2 separate regions of the Homo sapiens genome follow, and region 1 is linked to region 2. Evidence: read pairs that join two places in POLR2A ChIA-PET (ENCODE). Cell type or tissue: Panc1. All regions are shown on one strand. Each heading gives the region's core, and the rest is flanking DNA. Links, peaks and the distances in the headings are about the cores only. Region 1 overlaps FOXJ3 (forkhead box J3). Region 2 overlaps HIVEP3 (HIVEP zinc finger 3).

Evidence for each region. Peaks named below come from ENCODE experiments on the same cell type or tissue, not always from the same donor. Only the 100,000 strongest peaks of a DNase experiment are listed, where the experiment ranks them.
Region 1: POLR2A ChIA-PET joins it to region 2 with 5 read pairs; 1 of 35 experiments calls an interaction of 5 or more read pairs at or near these places.

What each region holds. Positions count from the first base shown.
Region 1 is chr1:42,221,445-42,229,776 of GRCh38, reverse strand. FOXJ3 (forkhead box J3) reads left to right here. Exons shown (of 13, transcript NM_014947.5): 5 at 1,811-1,894. Among named protein-coding and RNA genes, the nearest start is that of GUCA2A, 61 kb to the right of the region's middle. In Panc1, for the core only: no CTCF peak of the experiment used is centred there; no DNase peak of the experiment used is centred there; H3K27ac peaks cover 426 bases.
Region 2 is chr1:41,859,634-41,867,965 of GRCh38, reverse strand. The region is part of intron 1 of HIVEP3 (HIVEP zinc finger 3); the gene reads left to right. Among named protein-coding and RNA genes, the nearest start is that of HIVEP3, 55 kb to the left of the region's middle. In Panc1, for the core only: no CTCF peak of the experiment used is centred there; DNase peaks (open chromatin) are centred at 4,895 and 5,525; H3K4me3 peaks cover 330 bases; H3K27ac peaks cover 4,921 bases; H3K27me3 peaks cover 178 bases.

The DNA.
Region 1 (8,332 bases), core at 20-8,019, 360 kb before region 2:
TTTATTCTGAAACTTGCTAGCCAAACCTATTCCCAAAATCATTGTTTTCCCATTTTTAGTGCTTTTTGTAGCATCTGCATTTTATAGGGTTCTTGGCAAGTTTGTAGTTCCTACCTAGCAGGTTCTTACCACATCTGGTAGACTCCTTAGCTGAAATGTAGTGACCGTTTTGAAAAGATAACATAGAAATACCCCAGCAGTAGCTGGGCGATGAAATGAACATTAAGCTCAGGTACCTACATAGACCAGAATCTGAGACGTACACACCTACCTTGTACCCCAACAGTGTACACTGACATGTACATAGTAGTACCCTGTACACTGATATTCTTGGTGCAGTTTGTTAAACAGCTTTTTTTCCCTTCTCATTTCGACAGATGTTAATTGAGTACTTGCTTTGTGTCTGACATTGTGACTGGCACTGTGGATATAGAAACGAGTAAAATAGTCCCTATCCATAAGGAATTTATAGCCTAGAAGGGGATACAGACCTGTAAACAGAATTGAATGTTAATTTGCAAACAATGGTCTAAATGTGTAAAAAGTGTAGAGATCTTGCAGAGGGAGAGAGTGATGAATTCTTGGGTATGGCAGGACGGTCAGAAAAGGATTCCTTTGGATAATCCGAGGTAAAATTTGAAGGTGGAATATGAGTTTGTCATTGGTATGGTAGGTATTACAAGTAGTGAGGTCAGCGTGTAGGACAGGAACAGATAAACAACATGGTATGTTCAAGAAAGTATAAGGAGATGATTCGTGTTGGGCATAAAGTGTGAGGATTGATAGGTGAGGGTTGTATTTCCCCTCATTGTTAAGCGTTGCCTTAAAAAACGGCCTAGGAAGATTAATGAGATAGTAGAGGTGAAGACTAAATTTGGATATGATCACTGGGATTAATTGTAAAACTAGGATATACATTGTGTTTCTGTTTCTGAAATGCATATCTTCCTCCCTTCCCTCTTTCCCTTTCTTGAACTCCCCTCTTTCATGCTTTCCTCCCCCATGTGTGTGTGTATAGAGGCAGGATAATTGAGGGAAAAAGAGCTAAAAATCCAGACTTTGTTTCTGTTTGTTTTTGTTCCTGGTTCTCACAACTTTGAATGGGAAAGCCACTTTATCTTTCTGTGTTTTGCTCTTCTTGTTTGTATAATATTTGCAAACTTATATTATCTATGGATCTATGCTTTTCCAAAGTTTTTTTTTTTTTTTTGGAGAGTCACAGTTTCTGAGTACCTGGAACACAGTAGGTGCTCCATACATATTTTCAAATGAATGCTGTGATAACTTGTCTCAAAAAGTAAGAGAGAATAGTTAAGTCACGACAGAGTAAGCAGTAAAAAGTTTATGTACGTATCATTGCTTCTCAGGAACACTTACTATATAAAATGTGTTCAAGCAGTTTGTCTTTAAAAATGTTTCACTAACCATGTAGATTTGTGAGGTCCTGGGCTATAGAAACTACAGTATCTTTATACATTAAATTCTTTTATTGTCATATAATTATCATCTGTTCAATTGAGAATTACTATAAAAAATGTGTTTTGTTGATCATTTTCTTTCTAAATTTTGGTGTGGCAGAAGTTCTTGGATTTGGATTCTTCAGTTTATGAAAGTTTTCTTTTAATAATGTAATTATAAGTGGATATATTTTCTTATATAATCTTTTTCTCAGTTCAAAACAAGTGTTTCTTGTGCTATTTTTCCATTGTATTTGCAGAATGTTTGCTTTTGATGCAAAGGATTATAAAAATCCATTTTAATATCATAGGTTTGCTGTAATATACTGTTAATATAATTTCTTTACCTCTAGGGGTCCTACTGGGCAATAGACACCAATCCGAAGGAAGATGTGCTGCCTACTCGGCCAAAGAAGAGGGCACGATCTGTAGAACGGGTAAAGGCTCTTTATCATAAATTTAGTGTAATGCATTGAATATGTCTGAAATACAGATTTTGAAAGTTCTTTTCCAGTCTAGCACATGTAACTATAATGATGGTAAGATTTTATTTGTGTAGCATTTTACATTTTTCAGAACACTTTTCAGACTCATTTTATTTGATCTTAACTCTGAGGGACAGTTTAGGAATTAAGTAAAAGGTTTTGTCATAATTAGGGCGCAGGTGTCGTTTGAGACTTGAATCCAGCTCTCTTGAGTTTTAATTTGGTATTCTTTTCTCTACAACATTTAGGAATAGTTTTATGTAACACAACTATTCCCTTCTATTATAGAGGATCAGTTTGGTTGCATTGAATTTTCCCCATTGTCCTCAAAATACCTTTTCCTGGTTCTGTCCATTTAATAGTCACTTTGTACACAACATTTCTAAGTTGGGTGCGTGTGTATTGCTTGTAAGATAATTCTTACTTGTGAATTAATGGTTAAAATTAATTTGCAAGAGTGAAAGTAAAAAGGAACTATAGTTAATATCCTAAGTTGTCTATTTTAACATATTTTTAGTCAGCACTTTGACTGCCGTCAGCTTTCCTTATCCTTTCTGCATTTCCAGCATCTCAACTAAAACATACAAACACATATCCATCCTACCTTACTGTTCTTCAAGACCCATTTCTAATGTTAACTGCTTTGTGAAGCTTCGCTTACTCTCTTCCATTTTTGTTCTTGTAGAATTTTTATAAAACTCTTTTATGGAATTTCTTACACTTTGTAGAAATTATTTGTTTTTATATTTGTCTCCTCTACTGGAATATGTGCCCCTTAAGGGCAGAGAAAATACCTTTCATTTGTATCTCCAGTGTTACCATTTTTCACAGCTTATAATAGATACTAGTAAATGTTTGCAGCATGAATCAGGGCAAAGAGAATAGGATAAGATGGAAGAAATGGAGTAAATGCTTGTCAAATAAATTTGTTCTGTGCCCATTCCCAGTAAAGGGTTAAAACTTTTGAGCCTCAAAGATAAAGATCTCAAACTGGGATTAGGTTGGGATCACATGAGTTCATGAGGTACAGCAGCAATGAGATTTAGTAAGGAAGATTTATTGGATTCAGCAGAGGGAATTCAGTAAGCCAGTTATCAAGATATATAAAATGAATTCTTAGGCCAGAACAACTTTTGACTTTACACAAACCAGAGTTTAAGAAGTTAAAGTTTAGTATTGGTGACATGGTCTTCTGGTAACAGAGCTAGACAAAATTTTTTTTTTTTTGAGATGGAGTCTCGCTCTGTCACCCAGGCTAGAGTGCAATGGCATGATCTCAGCTCACTGCAACCCCACCTCCTGTGTTCAAGCCATTCTCCTGACTCAGCCTCCCAAGTAGCTGGGATTACAGGCACCCACTGTGCCCGGCTAATTTTTATATTTTTAGTAGAGACAGGGTTTTGCCATGTTGGCCAGGCTTGTTTCGAACTCCTGACCTCAGGTGATCCACCCACCTTGGCCTCTCAAAGTGCTGGTACTACAGGCGTGACCCGCCGTGCCCGGCCAGAGCTAGACAATTTTACAAGAGATGTTGATAAGCTCAGTATGTTATCATTTGAGAAGGAACGAACATCAGTTTCTGCTCTCTTGCCTTTGCCTTTTTTTTTTTTTTAAGCACTCCTCTCAGCTTATACCTAGCCTTTGCCTTTTAAAGTAGGCTTAATGCATGGACATTATATGAATGTGTGGAGTATAAAACATTTAGCATCTGTTGCCAGAATTTGAAGGAAGGGGAGAAAAATTCACATTTTAAAAAACACATAGCATTGTTAAACAATTTGGAAAAGATTGAAGAGCTGAAGAATTGCGTTCTTCTCTATTTGCTTTTTTCTTCTGAAGTTCCTGGAATTTCAGTTATTTTTGGAAGTTGGAATTGGGCGAACAACTGTCCGTGTCTTTTGGATATTAAGCTTGCCTTTTATTCTTGTTACCTTGTTTTATTAAAGCAATCCCTCCCTATTTTTGAGAGTCTTCCTTTTTTTTCTGAGACTGTATTGGCAGTTTTATAGTGGAGGCCTAAAGAAATACAGGATTCAGGTTACAAAAACATGTGTTATTGAATGTACATTTTGGACATATATTTTCTGTATTCATTTTCTACTGCTTTTTGATCATCACTTTAAGTTTAAAATGTAAAATATTCAGAAATTTACTTTTGTGGTATATTTTCACAAAGTATTCATAAACATACCAGGGCCTTTCGATTACTAATACTGATATTCATTTTGGCCTAAGCTGGATATTGGTTGCCCCTGTAGGAGCATACAAAGAGATTAGCTGTAAGCAAAGGGCATATAATTAGGGGGACAGATATTATTTAACAAATATACTAAAATATAGTGTTCTTATGGAACATAATTTCCTGCCCTGATAAACTGAATTACCTGTATTTTTCCTTTAGAGTTTTTTTTAGAGTGGGAAGTGAGAGGTTATATAATATATAGTATTTTTGTTAGGACAGAGTTTATATTTTAAGTAACCATTGGGTTTTATCTAAGAAAATGCCTAGGGCAAATAGTGATGGTCCTGAACATGACCTTCAGACATTTAAAGGATAAAAGTTAAATGTAGATGGTAAATAAATTGATACCCCTCTAAGTTCCGTATTAAATTTCTGAAATTTGTGATTCCTTTGTCCACATGTAAACATTGAAATTCTGTGTGAAAAAAATAAAAATTATTTCACACATTTTTAATTTTGAAGTGATGAGCTTTTGATGGAACAGAGAAGGCTTTCTTTCCTTTTTTTTTTTTGAGGGGAGTCTGGATTTCACTCTGTCACCCAGGCTAGAGTGCAGTGGTGCTGCTGGCTTACTGCAGCCTCTACCTCCCGGGCCCAGGTTGATCCTCCTGCCTCAGCCTCCTGAGTAGCTGGGACTACCACCACGCCCAGCTAATTTTAAAATTTTTTGTAGAGATGGGGTCTTGCCATGTTGCCGAGGCTGGTCTCAAACTCCTGGGCTCAAGCAGTCCACCCACTTCAGCCTCCCAAAGTGCTGGGATTATAGATGTGAGCCACTGGGCCCAGCTGAAAAAAGACTTCTAAACTGCTAAAGAGAAGTGATTTTAAAAAATGCAAGCAAGAGCATCTTTATGTCTTAAACGGAAGATAAAGCTTGACAGTTACCTCCATCCTAATATTATTTTTTCTTTCTTATTTTTATTTATTTATTTTTTCTTTTGAGACAGAGTCTCAAAAGACACCCAGGCTGGAGTGCAGTGGTGCAATCTTGGCTCACTGCAACCTCTGCCTCCTGGGTTCAAGTGATTCTTCTGCCTTAGCCCCTCCGAGTAGCTAGGATTACAGGCGTTCACCACCACGCCCAACTAATTTTTGTATTTTTAGTAGAGATGGGGTTTCATCATGTTGGCCAGGCTGGCTCCATCCTAATATGCTTAACCCAGTTCTCTGGAATACTTACCTGTCCCCTCCATTTACATGAGCATAAGCCTGTGTGTGCTCTCTGTTCTGTTATTATTATATTTCTTCTTTTCTTAATCCATGAGTTAGTTTATAAATCTCCTTTTCCTTTTAAAAATTTATTTCATCTTATCATTTTTTAATCATATAATGGTCCTGAAGACCTTAAACAAATTGAATAAAATTTCAGTTTATTGAAAAGATACTGAATAAAATGGACAGACTCTAGTAGGAATCTCATATTTCTTTTCTGACTTCACAACTTACTAGTTCCTGTGACTTTTGGCAAGTTGTTAAATTCTTTGCACTTCAGTATTCTCAGCTATAAGTAAGAGGCTAAAAGTCAAAACAATAGAAGATTATGCTGAATTTATGTGTCAAATGCTTTTTAAAGGATTTTATGTGTATTAACTCATGTAATTTTTAAAATAACTCTGATGAAGCTGATGAACATGGATGTTAAGTGAGTTATCCAAGGTACTAAAAAATACCAAAGCCAGAATTTGAACTCAGATAGTCTTGCCTTCACAGTTTGTGCTGTCTACAACTACATTATTCTTCCACTGGTATTTGTTATGCTGAAGACTACAACACTGAATCAAAATTCTTTTTACAGATGCATATTCTGTTGTGAGCTCATCATCCTTGATTTAAAGCAGAATTCCCTCCATTAATTCAAACATATATAATTAAGTAACATAAATGTGATTATAAATGACAGAGCAAATATTAAGTAATGAATTTGGTAGACCAACTGAAGTGATTCAGAATACATAATGCTGTCTGGGAAGGCCTCTAAGGAAGAGGAATGAGACTTTGAGACTAGTAATTTTGGTGCGAAAGTGGAGCTGTTTTTGCGTAGAAAATGCTAAAGGATGTTCCACTTGGAGACACAGCATGCATGATTGACTAGTAGGTAAGAAGTACAGGTGGGCATAATTGAAGACCGTTTAAATTATTGTGAAGAACTTAGGCTGGAGTGTGGATATTTAGATAAGGGGTGGACAGATTTGGTTAGATAAACTAAAGTTATGAGATCAGGACTTTTACTTTGATTTGACAGCCCATAGTGTTGAGAAGTGAATCAAAACAGTTAAGGTACATAGTCTTCACATAACCCATTGCAAGAGGAAGATGCTGAGTAGATACAGATGGTGTTGCAATAGTAATGGCCTGAGCTAGGGATATATACATAAATGAGGTTCTCTGGAAAACTAGCATGCTTTCTGAATGCTGTATATACCTGTAATTATATGTAGTGTCATTTTATCAGTTTGACAGATCTTTATTCTGTAGATACTGTGTGCCAGGCATTGTACTAGGGTACTGTGGTGCATACCAAGAAGAATAAGACGTAAGACACATAATTTTAGGACAAGGGTAAAGTATAGAAGGTATTTTAAGAAAGATAAACTATTGTGTGCAGAGGAAGGAGAGATTATTTCTTACTAGTACTGTCTGAGAAGGCTTCATAGGTTATGTGGCTTAGCTTTCAGGTGGTGATAGGCAGAGCAAAGTAGAGAGAATACCATTCAGGGTATATGTCTAATAAATGAGGGTTAAGTGTCTATCATTAAAAGGTATTGTTCTAGATCCTGAGGAAACAGCAATGAACAAAACACAAAACCTACTTCCTGTCCTCATGAAGTTTATGTTCTGATTGAGGGGAGGGAATTTAGAGTGAGAAAGGTAGGAGTAAACACAAGATAAGAGGTCTTTATTAAAGGTATTGGGTAGAAAAGTATTAGGATTTGAGTGGGAACACAGTAGTTAATTTTGTCTGGATAAGATTTTCCTTTTTGAAGTTAATTTGCATTATAAAAATTCATGCTTATCAGACCACACCTTTTGTATTCTAAGCACTAAGTGTTGAGGGAACAGTTGGTAAACAAGACAGTCATACCCTCTCCTCACTCAAGCAGGGAAGATAAACTGATAAGGTAGGATGAATGTACATTCCTGGTGTTGCTTATTGTCTCAGCATAACTACTAGTTCTGCATTCATTCTCCAAATAGCTTGTGGATGATAAATTATGTGGTCACAGAAAGATAAGGGTTTTTGAGAACTGTGGGGCCATGTAGCAGAGAGGCATAACAATCTAATAATCAGGGAAGGTTTTCTTGAAGAAGTGACGTTAATTGGAGGCCTGATGGATGAACTGAAATAGGGCAGATTAGTGGGATTTGGAAGGTGAAAAACTGGTTGTAAAAAGGAATGCCCTCAAAGCGCAAGACAGGTCAGTATGGTTGACTGAGCATGGAATCCAAGAAAGACAGTAATTCCTTATTTTTCAACTTTTTATTTCTTCTTCTTCTTCTTCTTCTTCTTCTTCTTCTTCTTCTTCTTCTTCTTCTTCTTCTTCTTCTCCTTCTCCTTCTCCTCCCCCTCCCCCTTCTCCTTCTCCTCCTCCTCCCCCTCCCCCTCCCCCTCCCCCTCCCCCTTCTTCTTTTTTTTTTTTTTTTAATAGAGACAGGGTCTTGCTACATTTCCCAGGCTGGTCTCAAACTCCTGGGCTCAAGCAGTTCTCTTGCCTTGGCCCCCCAAAGTACTGGGATTAAGGTGTGAGCCACCTGTGTTTGGCCAGTTTCCTGACCTTTTTGCATTTTGCTTTTTAATTTGGGCTTGCAAGCAATTAAACTATTCCAAGGAAACTAGTGTCAAGGAGTAGAAGAGGGAACATATATCTTAGGTAGTTTTTTAGCAGTGGATCATGCCTGTAATCGCAGTACTTTGAGAGTCCTGGGCAGCAAGATAAGACCCACCTCTCCATCTCTACCAAAAGAAAAAAAAAATAGTGGGTGTGGTGGCACCTGCCTCTAGTCCCAGCTACTGGGGAGGCTGAGGCCAGAGGATTGCGTGAGCCCAGGAGTTTGAGGTTGCAGTGAGCCATGATTGTGCCACTATACTCCAGCCTGAGCAACAGAGCAAGACCCTTTCTCAATAAAAGAAAGAAATGCCTCAAAACAGT
Region 2 (8,332 bases), core at 83-8,082:
GATGGAAAGCCTCTGGGAGCTTTTGGAAGGGGAGGGGGGAGGGCAGAGATCGAAGCAGGGAGTCCAGATGGGAGGCTGTGGCTGTGTTCTAGGTGATAGCATTGGAGGGGTGGGAAGTGATTGGATCCAGGCTCTGCCTTCAGATAGAACTGACAGGATTTACCTTGGTCTCCCTGCCCTGAACCTACACAGGAGGCGTGGGAGGAAGAACCCAAGTTAGGCCATTTACCAGATGGCACCTCGTAGTGGAGAGATGGTGGACAAGGTCGCATGAGTATGGGCAGGTGAGACCTTGAGGTGAGGCCAGCAGGGCCTTGTGCTTCCAAGGTTAAGCACGAGGGAGACAGAATCACTCATGATCCATGCAGCATATTTTCTCATTGAAATGCCTGCAGCAAGAAGGCCATCCTGCGGCCTAGTACAGGTGCCACGTGCAGCTGGAATGAGTCTGGAGGAGTCAGGCTAGAGAGGGAAGGTGGGGAGGGGCTGCTTGGTGAGGCCTCAGCATCTTCCTCTAGGAGGGGGTCTGCAAACTGCAGCCTGCTTGTGAGCCAAATTTGCCTGCCGCCTGTTTTTATATGGCACCTCAAACTAAGGATGATTCTTACATTTCTAAAGAGTTGTAAAATAAAAACATCAAAGAAGATGGTCCATAACCCTTTCTGGCCCTTTATAGAAAAAGCTTGCCAATGCCTGCTGTAGGCACATGATGGCCAGGACAAGGAAGCCCCATCCACCTCATTTCATGCCACTCCTGGAGAGTCTCGGAGGCTGGCCCTGAGCTAGAAATGCCCACTGCAGAACAGCTCTCTACCTGGAGTTCCTGCTGGAGTGTCCCCTCTCTAAGAGGGAGAGTGCCCAATAGCCACTGGAAGCTTGAGTGATGATTGGAAAGACTGGCCCTGGCTCTCCATCATGGTGGTGGTGAGGATGCAGAGGAATGACAGAATCATATATTTTGCAAGCTTTAAAGATGTCTGTTTTGCCTGTTATGCCTGAAATACTCAGAAGTCCCTCTTTCTGTCATAGGTATCCTGACGTTGAGTGTCCTTAAGACACAGTCAAGGTTTAAGTCAGGACATGGGCATTGAGCTGGGACATTAGCATCTTGTCCAGATTTTTCAGTGATCTGTAAATGACCTTTAGCATGCCAGGAGCTCCCTGTGCTCTGCAGCTGCTGACTGTACCGGGGTGATTTGCTTGAGGAAAAGACTAGGCTCATGCTCCTTTGAGTGCCTGATGGTCGGATGTGTTCCTTGGGGAAAATACCCAAGGTCAGAAACTGAGCCAAGAGAAGGCTGATTTGGAGAAGAGGAGGAGGTAGCTGGGGAAGAGAAAGGAACGGAACTGGGAAAGGACAGAGGTTACCTTTTTAAACCAACCTGACCTTCTGCTCCTGGCAAGCAGGCTTGGTCCTGGGTCCAGATCCAGTGAGTCCCACAGGGAGCAGCCAGGTCCACTGTGAATCCTTGGCAAGCAGCCTGCCCTAGAAAGTGGAGTGCACTGCATAGAGGCCCAGGAGTCAGTACAGGCAGTGGCCTGGCCTGGGGCCGACCCTGAGCTGCAGGTCACCCTAACCTGTTTGCCTTCCCTCTCTGGCTAGAGAGAAGAGAATCTTTGGCTCTTGAAGGTTGCTAATGCAGCAGCTGCAGTGGTTTCCACCATGCATCCCCTGTCCCTGAAGCTGGGGTGGAGGACCAGCCTCTGAGGAGTGGTGGCCTGGGGAAAGGGGCTAGAGCCTGACCCCTCCCTGCAGATGTGTCCATCCCCATCTCTCAGTCCCAAGGCAGCTGCACCCCCCACTTTGACCACTGCTGGTGTAAAGGGTGCTGAAGATTCCTGAGAGTCCACTGTGGATCTGCCTGGTGTGAGGAAGCTGGCCTCGGCTGGATAGTTATCCGTCTCTCTGTTTTGTTAATGGACAGTAGGGCCCAGTTGCCAGCTGCCATCACAGCAGCGGGGAGAGAAGGCACAGAAGGCCTCAGATTTCGATGCTCCCTTCTACCATAAAAGCCTTGTTAGTTTATTTGTCAAGTCTTTGGGACCTATTTATGAGCTCAAAGCTCCGTGTTATGTGGTTTTTTTTCCTTTTTGCCAAATCCCAAAGCTACGTGTAATGGACAGATAGTGTTAACCTTGGTATTAGCTCATAGTTAAAGCTGTTGCACTTTGTCCTCCTTCTTGCTATTGCTGTAAATTTTAACTTTTAAGACTTTTAAAAAATAACAGCAAATATAAGTTCCTATAAACTCTTGAGTCTACACCTACCTAGGAATTCACAAGCTGTATTCCAATCTAGAGTTCCCTGGTCATTTCTTACTTTGCTTCAAAATAATTCTCATCTCTGCAGAGCTCATCCAGTTTCCCCACATTATTTCCAGTGGAGGACCCAGCACTCAGAGACGCCCTTCTTTAAAGGTAACCAGAGGAAACAGCGATAATGCCAGGACCCAAGAGTGTGTCTGTGTCTTCCATCAGCCTGCAGTGTGGGATGTGACAGCTCCCCAGAGCATATTCTGAGGGGAGGGGCTAGATGACAGGGGTGGCTGTACTTCTGTGAGACCTCAGGATTCATGGATTCAGCCCCAGCTGCCCCTGCTATCACCGCCAGAGGTGGCAAATGGCATTTGACAGGTGGGCTGCACAGTGGGTCCAGCTCATTGGTGATGCCCCTTGGTAGGACCAGATCTCCTGTCTGTCCCATCTGATCCTTATTGCTCCTAATCTTTGTTTAGCCCCAGCTGCTGTTGTGGCTGTGACTATTATAAAAGATGGCGTGAACGATGATATGAGGAAGGGCTTTAATTTTGCTGGCTACCAAGGAGAGAGTGAATAAAAAAAATAGATCCAAGTGTCTACATTGAGAAGATGTTTGAGTTAACCACCTAATGGGGTCAAGTCCAATGATGGGATGGTTTGTGTACTTTATGACAAGCTCCTTCACCCTTGCTGTTTAACTGTCCCAGCCTCAAAAACTGGCAGGAAGCACAGTGCTCTCATTAATCTCTGCAAGACCTCCCTGGGAAACCAGATTAAGGAGCTCTGTGAAGAGAATCTGCTTATCAACATACTGATGAATGGGCTGGGTCAAGGGTGAGAGTCAGAGGCAGCCAGCGCTGAAGCGTAACCCCCTTGGATTAGAGTGGGTCGTTCTGTCTTTATGCCTATGTTAGCTGCTAAAGCAATTTGCAATCTGGACCTGATGCTCCTTTGATAGTCTTTCTTATCCAGAGTGTTTCCATGGGCCTGCTACCATTCAGCTGTGTCACTGGTTAGCTGCTGGCAAGACATCTGTGAATTCCTTTCCATCCTGACAGAAGCAGTTTATCCATTCTGCATATCCAGAGGTTCTCCTCATGACTCAGAGCCCCTCTGAGAAGAGAAACAGGTGAGCCAGGTGGTCTACTTACACATGTTCCAGTGCCCGGTTAGGGTAGTTCCAGCTCCTCTGTCTGAAAGTTGCCCATGACAAACTATTTATGGAGTAAGTAGGAGCATCTCTATGTGAAAGAACCAGCCTGAAGATGGCCACAGCTGCCTCCTTGATCTGTTCTTTCCGGGGCTTTAGAAATGGTGAGAAGTCACACTAGTTTTCTGCATCTTCATTTTCTTATCCATAAGACATAGGATGGGGAGATGATTGTCTGGCTCTGACCTCCTCTAAGTTTCTGTAACCCTCCAGCTCTCTGCTTGCTACGCACACCCAAATGTGAATGGTTTCTTCCCTCTCCTTTCCCTTCCTGTGAACCCGACCAGGGTGCTATAAACCCAAAGGAAATTTGGAAGGAAGGGAAGAAAAGGCCTGTCCCAATCCTGAGCCCTTGGGGAATCTCCAGTGGAAGAATTTAGAGAGTCTGTAGGGGAGAGCGGATGGGAAGGAGGGGAAAATGCAGAGCCAGGAGGGGCTGCCACTTCCTTTTGGTGCAGAGGATGGAATCTTCACCTCTCTCCACGTCTGATTCCAGGATGGATGATTTAGGGGGAATTTTCTGCAGATGGCTAATCCCATTCAGAAATTCTTCTTAGCTTCTATCAATAGTTGCGGCCCTTCTTAATCTGGATGTATTTGCTCATTTCCTGCAATAATCAGCTCTCACAATCGTAAATTTTAGAGCCAGGGAGAAACTTAGAGGCCAGCTTCTTAGCTTCAGCTTGACAGATGGAGAATCCTGGACTACAAAAATTTAAATGACTTGTCCAAGGTCACACAACCAACTAATTGAGAGAGGTAGAATTACTAGGATCTAATTTACATACAGTGAAATGTACAGATCTTATGTGTGCCGTTAGATCAATTTTGACGAACTCATGCACATGTGCTGCCCGCACCTCCGCTGGAGAACCAGAATTAGAATCATGCTCTTGGCTACAAATGCAAAAGTACAGAAAGCATAATGCCCACTGGGATTTCAGCTTCCATTTGGGAAGACCTTCCTTTCTCTGAAGGTCTGGTCCCCACTCCCTGAACTGGCACATGGTATCACCTCCCCTTTCCTTTCTTCTTTTGTCCCATTCCAAGAACCTATATTATTTTTGAGCCGGAGTTCAGATGTCTTCCTAGTTTAGTCAGGGTTGTCTAGGAAACTAGAAATAACTGCAGATTCCAGGCTCTACAGATCAGGTGATCCTTGGCTCCTCTCTTCAGAGCCATGTTAATTCCTGCCATCCTTTTCCAGCGTTCTCTGCTTTTTCCTGCCCTCACATTACTGGGATCACCCCCACCTTACGCAGTTTACTTTCAGCTCCCCAGCAGAAGCAGATCTGACCCTGCAGCTTAACTTCCCAGGAGGCAGTTGCTGGTAGCAGTCGATGCTGGGTGACATGTGCACAGATGACTCTGCGTCTGGGAACGTATGTGACAGTGGAGGAGGAACGCCTGTGAAATTCAACTTCTGTTTGACTCATCCTTGCCTTCCAGGAACTGGAGGAGGTGTGCATTTGAGACTGTTCAAGTCCATTTCACCTTAAGCATTGCTCTTGTGTGTGTGTGCATTCATTGTTTCCTTCCCTCCCGCTGCCATTCAGAATAACTGCAGCTGTGAGCCACTGCACTTGGGGTTACCATCTGAAAGGGAACCTGCTTATCTTCCGTCTATATCTGCCAAGTGAGAAAACTTGTCTCTACGTCAGTAAAGCTGGGCAGTGATGATATCCCTTGTTTTCAGGGATCTTTATCTGATTCCCTTGCCTGACTCCTAAAACCTAAGTCTCTGACCTGCCCTCCAATTCTCTTTTCACAACAAGCTGCCTGTCTTTGTCAAGATCTGTGGTCCACAGTCCTGTTGAATCTGTAGTTCATTTCTTAGACTCCCAGTGTGTCTAAAGAAATAGGAGGCAGGAGGCAAGCTTGGAGGGAATGGGAAATGTTGACAGCCATGCAGAAATGGATGGGGAGAGATGCATGCCAGGATGTTTGCAGTGGCTTGGGGGTGGAGGCAGAGGAGGTGCTGGGTGGCAAAGAGGAGGGAAAGAGAGGGGAGAGGGGAGGAGAAAAGAAAACAATGACTCAGTTCTTACACACTGAAGCATATGCATAAGTGTGAAAATAACTAAGCCCTACAGTATTTCAGCAGAAGGAAGGATTAGAGTTCTGGATTTCTGAGGATTTCTATCTTGTTCTCATGACTGCTCTTAGCTTATGGTCAGATAAATGTTAGGGGAGCATCAACGGAAGGAGCAAGAGAGGTGGAGAGGAGTGCAGAGCCCACACTTGTTGCTTATTTGTTTGGACAGACAGCCATTTCATTGGTGGATAAAACTTCACTTAACTTGTTAACTCCCCTTTGAAATGAGGAAGCATTGTCCGTAGCCTCGTGCTTCCAGTCAGTGCCACCTTTGGGTGGTCTGGCCTTTTTAAGTTCTTGTAAAGCTGCTCGAACCTGTGTCTTTATGTCTGACGATGCCACCTCCACCTCACATCCCCCAAGTTTTAAAATTCAGAACTGCCCCTGACTCATCCTTCATCCGCCCCCCGGCCAAATTTGTTTCCAAGCCCTTTAGATATTTGCTTTGTGGTATCTTCCAGATCTATTTCTTTCTCTCCCGTTGCCAACACCGTGGCCAGCCTGGTCTACACTGTAAAAGCTTTCTAATGTTCTCATCACCTCTCGTCTAGTCTGCATCCCCACAAAAAGCTAAAGTCTTGAAGTTTTTATTTAATTATGTTAATCTGCTGTTCACAAGTCTCCAACTGCTCCCTGCAGCTTATTGGAGAAAGCCCAAGCTTCTCTGTGTGGGATTCAGACCTCTCTGAAATCTGGCCTCCTTCCTTCCTATCAACGCTCTCATCTCTGCCTCCCTTGCACAAATCCTCCTCCCAGGGCTGGAAATGCAGGCAGCATGTGCAGGATGCAGAGCCTGTCTCATGCGGCGCTCACAGTCTCCCCACATCCCCAGAGGCCAGCTCACTTCTTAGCCACCTGCCTAAAATTTCCCCACCCTTCAAGGTAAACTCAATCCATTTTCCCATAAAGGCTGACCTGCATCCTCCTGAAAATGCCAGCTGCCCTCTTGGGCCTCTAGCAGAACACACTCCTGGATTCTTTGTGCCTTGATTTACCGTATTGCCAGCTACCATTGTGAATCTCATCTCCTTGGTTAAATCATAAGCCCTTAGAGTAGAGCAACTAGGTTTTTCTTTTTTCATTTCTTTTTTATAACCCTAGTGCTTGGCCTGGTGCAGTGTGCTCACAGGCCTCCATGAATTATTTTGGAGGAATTAAAGTGGACTTATCGGGCAAGCTACAAAGTGACTTTGTGTATTCAGCTATAACATGGTCCCCAGATGGAGCATGGTGTAGGAGTTTTATTTGGAGTCATTAGCCATTCTGCCCATACTGACGGACACAGGCAGTGCTATAGGCTGTGAATGGCACACAGCTTTTAACCACCACCCACCTCCAGTGCCCTGGCTCGAGTGTGCTGAGGGGCTGGCAGCAAGGCCTCTCCTCCCTCGTAGTTCGGGATTTTAATCACGTTGCCAAGAACCTAGTCCTGGCTTTGCCTCAATCTGATTCCACCTCCCTCCTGGAAGATGTTCTTCTTTTTGCTTTATTTTGGCTGCCAGTTTCGCTGCTCTGCTGCTTTCAGGTTTGTGTGCTTAAGGTGTGCCCACAGGAAAATTAGCCAGAATTCTAATTCCACGTGTGACTTCTTCGTTAGTGGAGTAATTTAAGAGATGTGAGTGTTCTGTTTCCAGCTGGCATTATACCTGTGGGGGCCAGACCCAGCAGGAAACTCCAACAATGGCAATGGTGGAGATATTAGGGGGAAATATCCCCTTAGTGAAAATGTAGAAGGTCCTCTGAAAACACTGCAAAATTTTTGCAAAAGGAGGGCGTCAGATACATTCAGATCCCTTTCCAATCCAAGAATAGTTTATTCTCTAAGAGCTATCTGGCTCCAGGTGTCTGCTTACTACAAACACAATGGAATTCTCCAAGTCCTAGCAGGGTTTTGACCAGCTCAGGAGAAAATTGCTATGTAAATACCTGTAGGGGAGTGGGGTTAGGAGGGTGTTTATGTCAAATTCTTGTACCAAAGCCAAATGCAAAGCAGGGAAAAAAGTTATAGCTTGAGATAAACAGACCACTGGCCCCACCTTAGGAGTCTTTGTGCTATGCTGACCTTGATTATGAACATGTTTGTTGTGGTAGGATTTGATCTATGACCACGAAGGTTTTCCATCTTGTCAAGGGGGAGATTTAAGGAATTCCCCCACTGTGGCATGCTGTAGCTACTAGAGGCATAACCATGTCGATTTGACTCTTCTCTCCGATATAACTGGGGTGTCTTTATGCAGAAGCTTATGAGAGATGTTTAGGCATCAAATCCACCTTGGGAAATCCTGGTGGAGGTCTTCAGAATCCAGTTGTTGATCCGCAAGCCATCTTTTCTTTGAGGTTTGCCTGCTACCTTTGCTGGTCTGGACAAGAGTGAAATGATCCCAGTGTAATAAAGGACTTCAGAGCTCATCCAGTTCTGCTGTCCACAAGGCACAGAGATGCCCAGTTCCCTGATGGGCAACCACCTGGCCCTGCTCAACCCTTCCCAGCGGTAGGGAGTTCACTTTGAGGCCACCTACTCTGCTGCATCTAATTATGAAAACGGGCTTCCTTTTTAAACATGAACAGGCAATTCGCAAGAGGAACAAGGCAAATGAAAAACTGTTAGTCATCCCTGGTAATTAAAGAAAGGCAAATTAGAACAATGAAAGGTTGTTCTTTCCCCTAACAAATTGGCAAAGATTGTCTAAAGGTTAGCAGTCAGCGTAGATGAAGGTTTGAGGAGATGGGCTCACACCTATTTCTTAAAGACTATTTGGCAATATGTG